Linked DNA regions of Homo sapiens: region 2 is linked to region 1. The links are chromatin loops, found by intact Hi-C in ENCODE. Cell type or tissue: body of pancreas. All regions are shown on one strand. Links, peaks and the distances in the headings refer to the core of each region. The heading gives the core; the rest is flanking DNA. Region 1 has its middle 4.7 kb from the start of MIR548AI. Region 2 overlaps LOC101927314 (a long non-coding RNA gene).

Region 1 (2,931 bases), core at 162-2,661:
ATCTGACCAAAGAAGTCACAAAGAAGGCGGCATTTGGGGACTGTGGTTACCTGTAGACACAGACATTTATCACCATGCTAACACTGCCAGTAGTTTACAGGGAGAGTTGGACTGGATGACCCTGCAAAAGCAGGCATCCCTCTTCCCACTCAGGTGAGGTGACGAATTAAGACAGTAGCATGAGGATTTTTTTGGGGGGAAGGTTTAGTTTAAAGACCACGAATAAGTATCCACACACTGCCCCTAGTCCAGTTCTGTCCAACAGAACTTTCTGAGGGGAGGGAAACATTTCACTCCTGCATAGTCCTATACAGTAGCCACCCACCACATGTGGCTATTCAGCATTGAGATGTGTCTAGAGCAACTGAGGAACTGAGCATTCAATTTTATGTAATTTTAGTGAATTTAAATTTTAAAGTCATGTGTGGCTAGTGGCTTCCATATAATACAATTCTAGACACTCAAATGTGTGTGTGTGTGTGTGTGTGTGTGTGTATATGTATATATATATGTATATATGTATATATATATGTATATATATATATATATATGTATATATATATACCACTTTGTTGTGTAGGAATCAGCAGATGCTGTACTTTTTCAATTTTCTAACACCTAAGAACAGTTTTGCACGTTAGGATCTATCTCGTCTTTAACTAGAGAAGCGGTCAAATCAGGAGTTCAGGCTGCCAGGAAGGGAGCAGGATGAAGACCTTCCCATTTTTATGCTGACATCCACCATCAGCGCAACGATTTGATTTAGCAGTGGTGGCTCTGGGGCCAACATCACAACCTTAAAGGGCAGACTCTCAAGAGGTGAAATAAAGTAGTGCAGCTACACACACCTGGGAAGTAGAAGCATATGTGAATCTGCCAAACATGAGATGCTTGTGCAAGAAACTAAATGCTATCTTTCATTTCTTTTATCTGCAGTTAAGACACAGTTTAAAATAGCTGAGTCGTTGCCTTTGTGCTAATATCATCTAATGCTATGTTTGAGTGGCAGGTCTGATTCATCAAGCTAGCAAGATCTGTCCTGGTTTGGATGGCTCTTCCTCCAGTGGAAGACATCTAAGTGACTACAGATTGAGAGCTCTTTTTCAATGCCTTTTGTAAACAATGCTGGTGTCAGACTACCCCCTGCTGGACAGAGAAGGAAGAAAAAAATTAGGTACCTTTTCTAAAAGGAACAATATCCTATTTCCTACAGGGATGGGTGTTTTGTTTTACTCTCAGTTTGGTAGATTATCACCATGAGCAATCTGAATAACATTATAAGCCACTGCCTTGGTCATACCCTTCTGTTTCTTCTAGATCTTTATGCAGCACAACACTGCAGAGGTGACCCATCAAGGGTAAACTTTGACTGCATTCTGTACCTTTTTATAGTAGGCTTACCACTCATTACAGGGCTGTTATAAGGAACAGCATAGGCTTCATGAAAAATCTAAGCTGAATAAACCGTAGAGGAGTTTACATTCGTGCAACTCACTCACACACAGAAGCAAAAAATCAGTTCAACACATGGACATCAGTTGACTAACCACCTGACATAACATCCTTCACAGTCACCAAACCATGCTATGGATGCAGTTATTGTAACTATTTGACCTCAACTCATATTTGCAACATCAATACAGCTTCTTTGCTATTAAGTCATAACAAAAGGACAAATTTCCTCTCCTATAAAGGTATTTCCCAAAGTCCAAATTAATTCTGTGACTCTGACCTAGAGTCACAATATACACTAAATCCAGTGCAATTCAGAAGTATGCATTTATTTCTGAATTTCATATATTTAACTGTTTGAAATCTTATTGAACTATCTTTTTTTTAAAGTTATGGTACTTTCTGTATCTGTTTTTCCCACTTTCAAGACAGAGTAAGATATATAATTAAATATAAACTTGCTTAAAGTTTTTAAATATTATCTTATTACATCCTTACCACAGAGAAATTATAGCTAGGCCTTCATCAAAATAACCAACTACTATGTAAACAGCATAAATGTGCTACATGCTATGCAGCTTCGTTTAAATGGAACTTGCCCCCTGGCCTTGAAGTTGTAAGTGAGACAGCACTGAAGACAGGTTGCACTGAGACAAAGAGCAGTGGCCTGGATATTGTTAAAAACCTATCACTAATTAATAAGAATTGGATGGATTACCCATTTTATTCATTTCCCTTGGCTTCATGACAATTATGCATTGACAACATCCTACACCACAACTACTGAAACCTTACAACACCATTTAAAACAAATTCAGTTTCAGAGAAAATGACACATTGCTAAAGCAATCACACATCCAGTCATTAAATCTGCTGCAGGGTCTGAACTGAACAGGCTAGAAATGAAGTAATGCTGCCACTTGTAAAACTGTCCATCTGCTAATGGGCACCCGCCAGCTATGACCAAAACTGATCTCCACAGGGTACACAGAGCAGTGGATTGTTCTGGGACAGCGGCGATTTACCACATCTCAGGGCCCTGTACTCACAGAGGAAGGGGGTGGAAAGGGGGAAGGTAGAACAGATTATTTTGCCATAAGGCAGATGAGAAAACCAATGCTAACTGTATAGTCATCACCTCTTTAAAGAACAAAAGAGAAGACTCCATAGGCGAACGGTCAGGCTATAACACTAACAAACTTCAGTAAATTCAGGAACTTCACAAAAGATAACCATCTTTAACTCGTCCTTGACCCTGTCTGCTCTTCTTTTATTTGGAACTTCATGGGTGAACATCATTCTCTAACCTCAAGATCATATGCACATGGGTGGGCACATGCACACATGTGTCTATCTTGACTGCTTCAGTGATCCTGTAGGTCTGACAAAGTCACATAAGAGATACTGGGCCAGGTGCAGTGGCTCACACCTGTAATCCCAGCACTTTGGGAGGCCGAGGCGGGTGGATCATGAGGTCAG
Region 2 (2,931 bases), core at 106-2,605, 1.6 Mb before region 1:
AATGTGGGTTAGAAATAGTATCTTCTCTTCACAAGGTATCCCCAAGGTCTCTTAAAATCAGCCATACATTGCTGAAGTCTATATTTTGTCTTCCTTGGCCCACTCTCCTCTTCAGCAAAGTTAATAACTTCTATCATGAAGGGAAAAAATCAATTTATTTGTGTCCTACCTTGTTTCAAAAAGAAATTAAGGTGACTTACAAAGATACATAAAATAGATTTAAAACTAAGTGAGGGAAATGAAAGCCAAAGGAAAGCCAGAGAAGGAGGGAAGGGTGGAGAAAAGAGTAACTGTGGAACCAAATGCCTATTGTGAACCCCTATGTGCCTGTGAGACTTGGGCTGCAGATTTAGGTTTTAGCTCTCTAGCAGCCAATACAAAGATGGAAACAATTCCAAGATACACAGAGTCAACATCAAGAGAATAAATAGATTTCTCAGGAGATATGCAACTATTTCAGGGTATTCAGGCTTATAGGAAATTTATCTCCTGGGTTGTAATAGAACACTGTGTAATCCCAGGAAATATGTTTCTTAACTATAGCCTATGGTAAACACACGTGTAAGTATAATAAAAACTAGTTGTAGCATCTTGAGAAAGCAAAAGTCAGTGAAAGCAAGTCTAAAGTTTATTCATTCAGTAGTCATCTATTTAATGTGTCCTCTGTATTCTGCAACAGGCAGGAAATGGAACAGTAGAATAGTAGTGAGCAAGAGCCATAGCCTCCTGCCCTCATCAAACTTACAATTTTTTACTGAAACTGACATCGACAAATTAGTTATGTGTGTGATGAAAAATCCTGCAAGTGATGAGAAGGAGAAGACTCAGCTTAGGTCTCGTAGTCTAACCTAATCATCAGGTAGATATCACAAAAACTGGAGCTACATACAATGTAGGCAGCTGTATACAAATGGCACTTCTTTTTTAAAATAAAATTTATTTTAGGTTTGGAGGTACATGTGCAGGTTTGTTACATAGGTAAACTCATGCCATGAGGGGTCGATGTACAGATTATTTCATCACCCAGGTACTAAGCCTGGTACCCATTAGTTATTTTTTCGGCTCCTCTCACTACTCCTACCCTCCGTTCTCAAGTAGGCCCCGGTGTTTGTTGTTCCCTTCTTTGTGTTCATAAGTTCTCATCATTTAGCTTCCACTTATAAGTGAGAACATGTTGTATTTGGTTTTCAGTTCCTTCATTAGTTTGCTAAGGATAATGGCCTCCAGCTCCATCCATGTCCCTGAGAAGGAAATGATCTCATTCTTTTCTGTGGCTGCATGGTATTTCATGGTGTGTATGTACCACGTTTTGTTTATCCAATCTGTCATTGATGGGCATTTAGGTTGATTCCACATATTTGCTATTGTGAATAGTGCTGCAATGAATATTCATATGCATGTGTCTTTATAGTGGAATGATTTATATTCCTCTGCAGATATACCTAGTAGTGGAATTGCTGGGTCTAATGGTGGTTCTGTTTTCAGCAATTTGAGGAATTGCCACACTGCTTTCCACAATGGTTGACCTAATTTATACTCCCACAAACAGTATATAAGTGTTCCCTCCTTTTTTTTTTACAACCTCTCCAGCTTCTGTTATTTTTTGATTTTTTAAATAATAGCCATTCTGACTGATGTAAGATGGTATCTCATTGTGGTTTTTATTTGCATTTCTCTAATGATCAGTGATATTGAGCTTTTTTTCATATGCTTGTTGGCCACATGTGTCTTTTTCAGAAAAGTGTCTGTTCATTCTTTTGCCCACTTTTTAATGGGGTGGTTTGTTTTTTCCTACAAATTTGTTTAAGTTCCTTATAGATGCTGAATAAACAAGCAATGGGGAAAGGGGTCCCTATTTAATAAAATTGTGCTGGGATAACTGGTTAGCCATAAGCAGACGATTGAAACTGGACCCCTTCCTTATACCATATACAAAAATCAACTCAAGATGGATTAAAGACTTAAATGCAAAACCTAAAACTATAAAGACCCTGGAAGGCAACCTAGGCAACACCATCCTGTACATAGGAATGGGGGCAAGGATTTTATGACAAAGACGCCAAAAGCAATTGCAACAAAAGAAATAATTGATCTAATGCGACCTAATTAAACTTAAGAGCTTCTGCACAGCAAAAGAAACTATCAACAGAGTAAACAGAGAACCCACAGAATGAGAGAAACTATTTGCAAACTGTGCATCTGACAAATAGCATTTCTATGAATGCAGCTTTTAATTTGTGTGCGGTAGTGGTGAGTTCAAGATGTACTTCCTGACAAGTCTGAAAAGTTCACTTTTTCTGGGTTGCCAGTTGAGAACAAAGCCACATGCCTCAGGAATCAGTTGAGCTTTTGCTAGAAAGACAAGAAAAATTGAGAGAATTTCATATTTAACCATATTCATTTGCCTACATGAAGGAGAAAAGAAAGAAATGTTTATATTTGCATTTTGGCCGCCTAATTCTCCCATTATGAGTCTCTTATCTTGCAATGTGTTTAGTCTTTTCTTTAGTGTTTATTTGTGGAGTGTAACTCACATACTAACCTATATCTTTAGAATTTTTAAACAGATTTTCTTTCAACAGTCACTGTTAAAACCATGCTTCAGAAAAGAAATTTTTTAGAAGGCATGGTTATCTTCCAGGAAACACATACATCTATTTGAAAAATAGAATTTTATGACATCAAGGAATTTATTTTTCATTAATCATATAATTGGATTGTAAATGCTCTTGTTGTGTTCCTATTTAAGTTGTTATTAATAGTATTGAGCAGTTTCACTTTAAAATATGGAAATACAACATTTCAAGCAATCTATCTTTTTGGTTCCATGTGTCTCCAAGAATGGTCTTGTTTGTTTAGCTTTTAAATTCTTTTTACAGATCCATAATTAGCTCTCTTCAAATGATTTGTTTGTTCCTCTTTTGGAACTGT

The links. A loop is a pair of places that touch in the nucleus more often than their neighbours do. Peaks named below come from ENCODE experiments on the same cell type or tissue, not always from the same donor. Only the 100,000 strongest peaks of a DNase experiment are listed, where the experiment ranks them.
Region 2: it touches region 1 in a loop (4-fold over the local background); 45 of 110 quality-filtered maps call a loop at or near these places.

What each region holds. Positions count from the first base shown.
Region 1 is chr6:99,118,482-99,121,412 of GRCh38, forward strand. No RefSeq gene overlaps it. Among named protein-coding and RNA genes, the nearest start is that of MIR548AI, 4.7 kb to the right of the region's middle. In body of pancreas, for the core only: a CTCF peak has its summit at 1,140 (motif pointing left); no DNase peak of the experiment used is centred there.
Region 2 is chr6:97,503,589-97,506,519 of GRCh38, forward strand. The region is part of intron 1 of LOC101927314 (a long non-coding RNA gene); the gene reads left to right. Among named protein-coding and RNA genes, the nearest start is that of MMS22L, 220 kb to the left of the region's middle. In body of pancreas, for the core only: no CTCF peak of the experiment used is centred there; no DNase peak of the experiment used is centred there.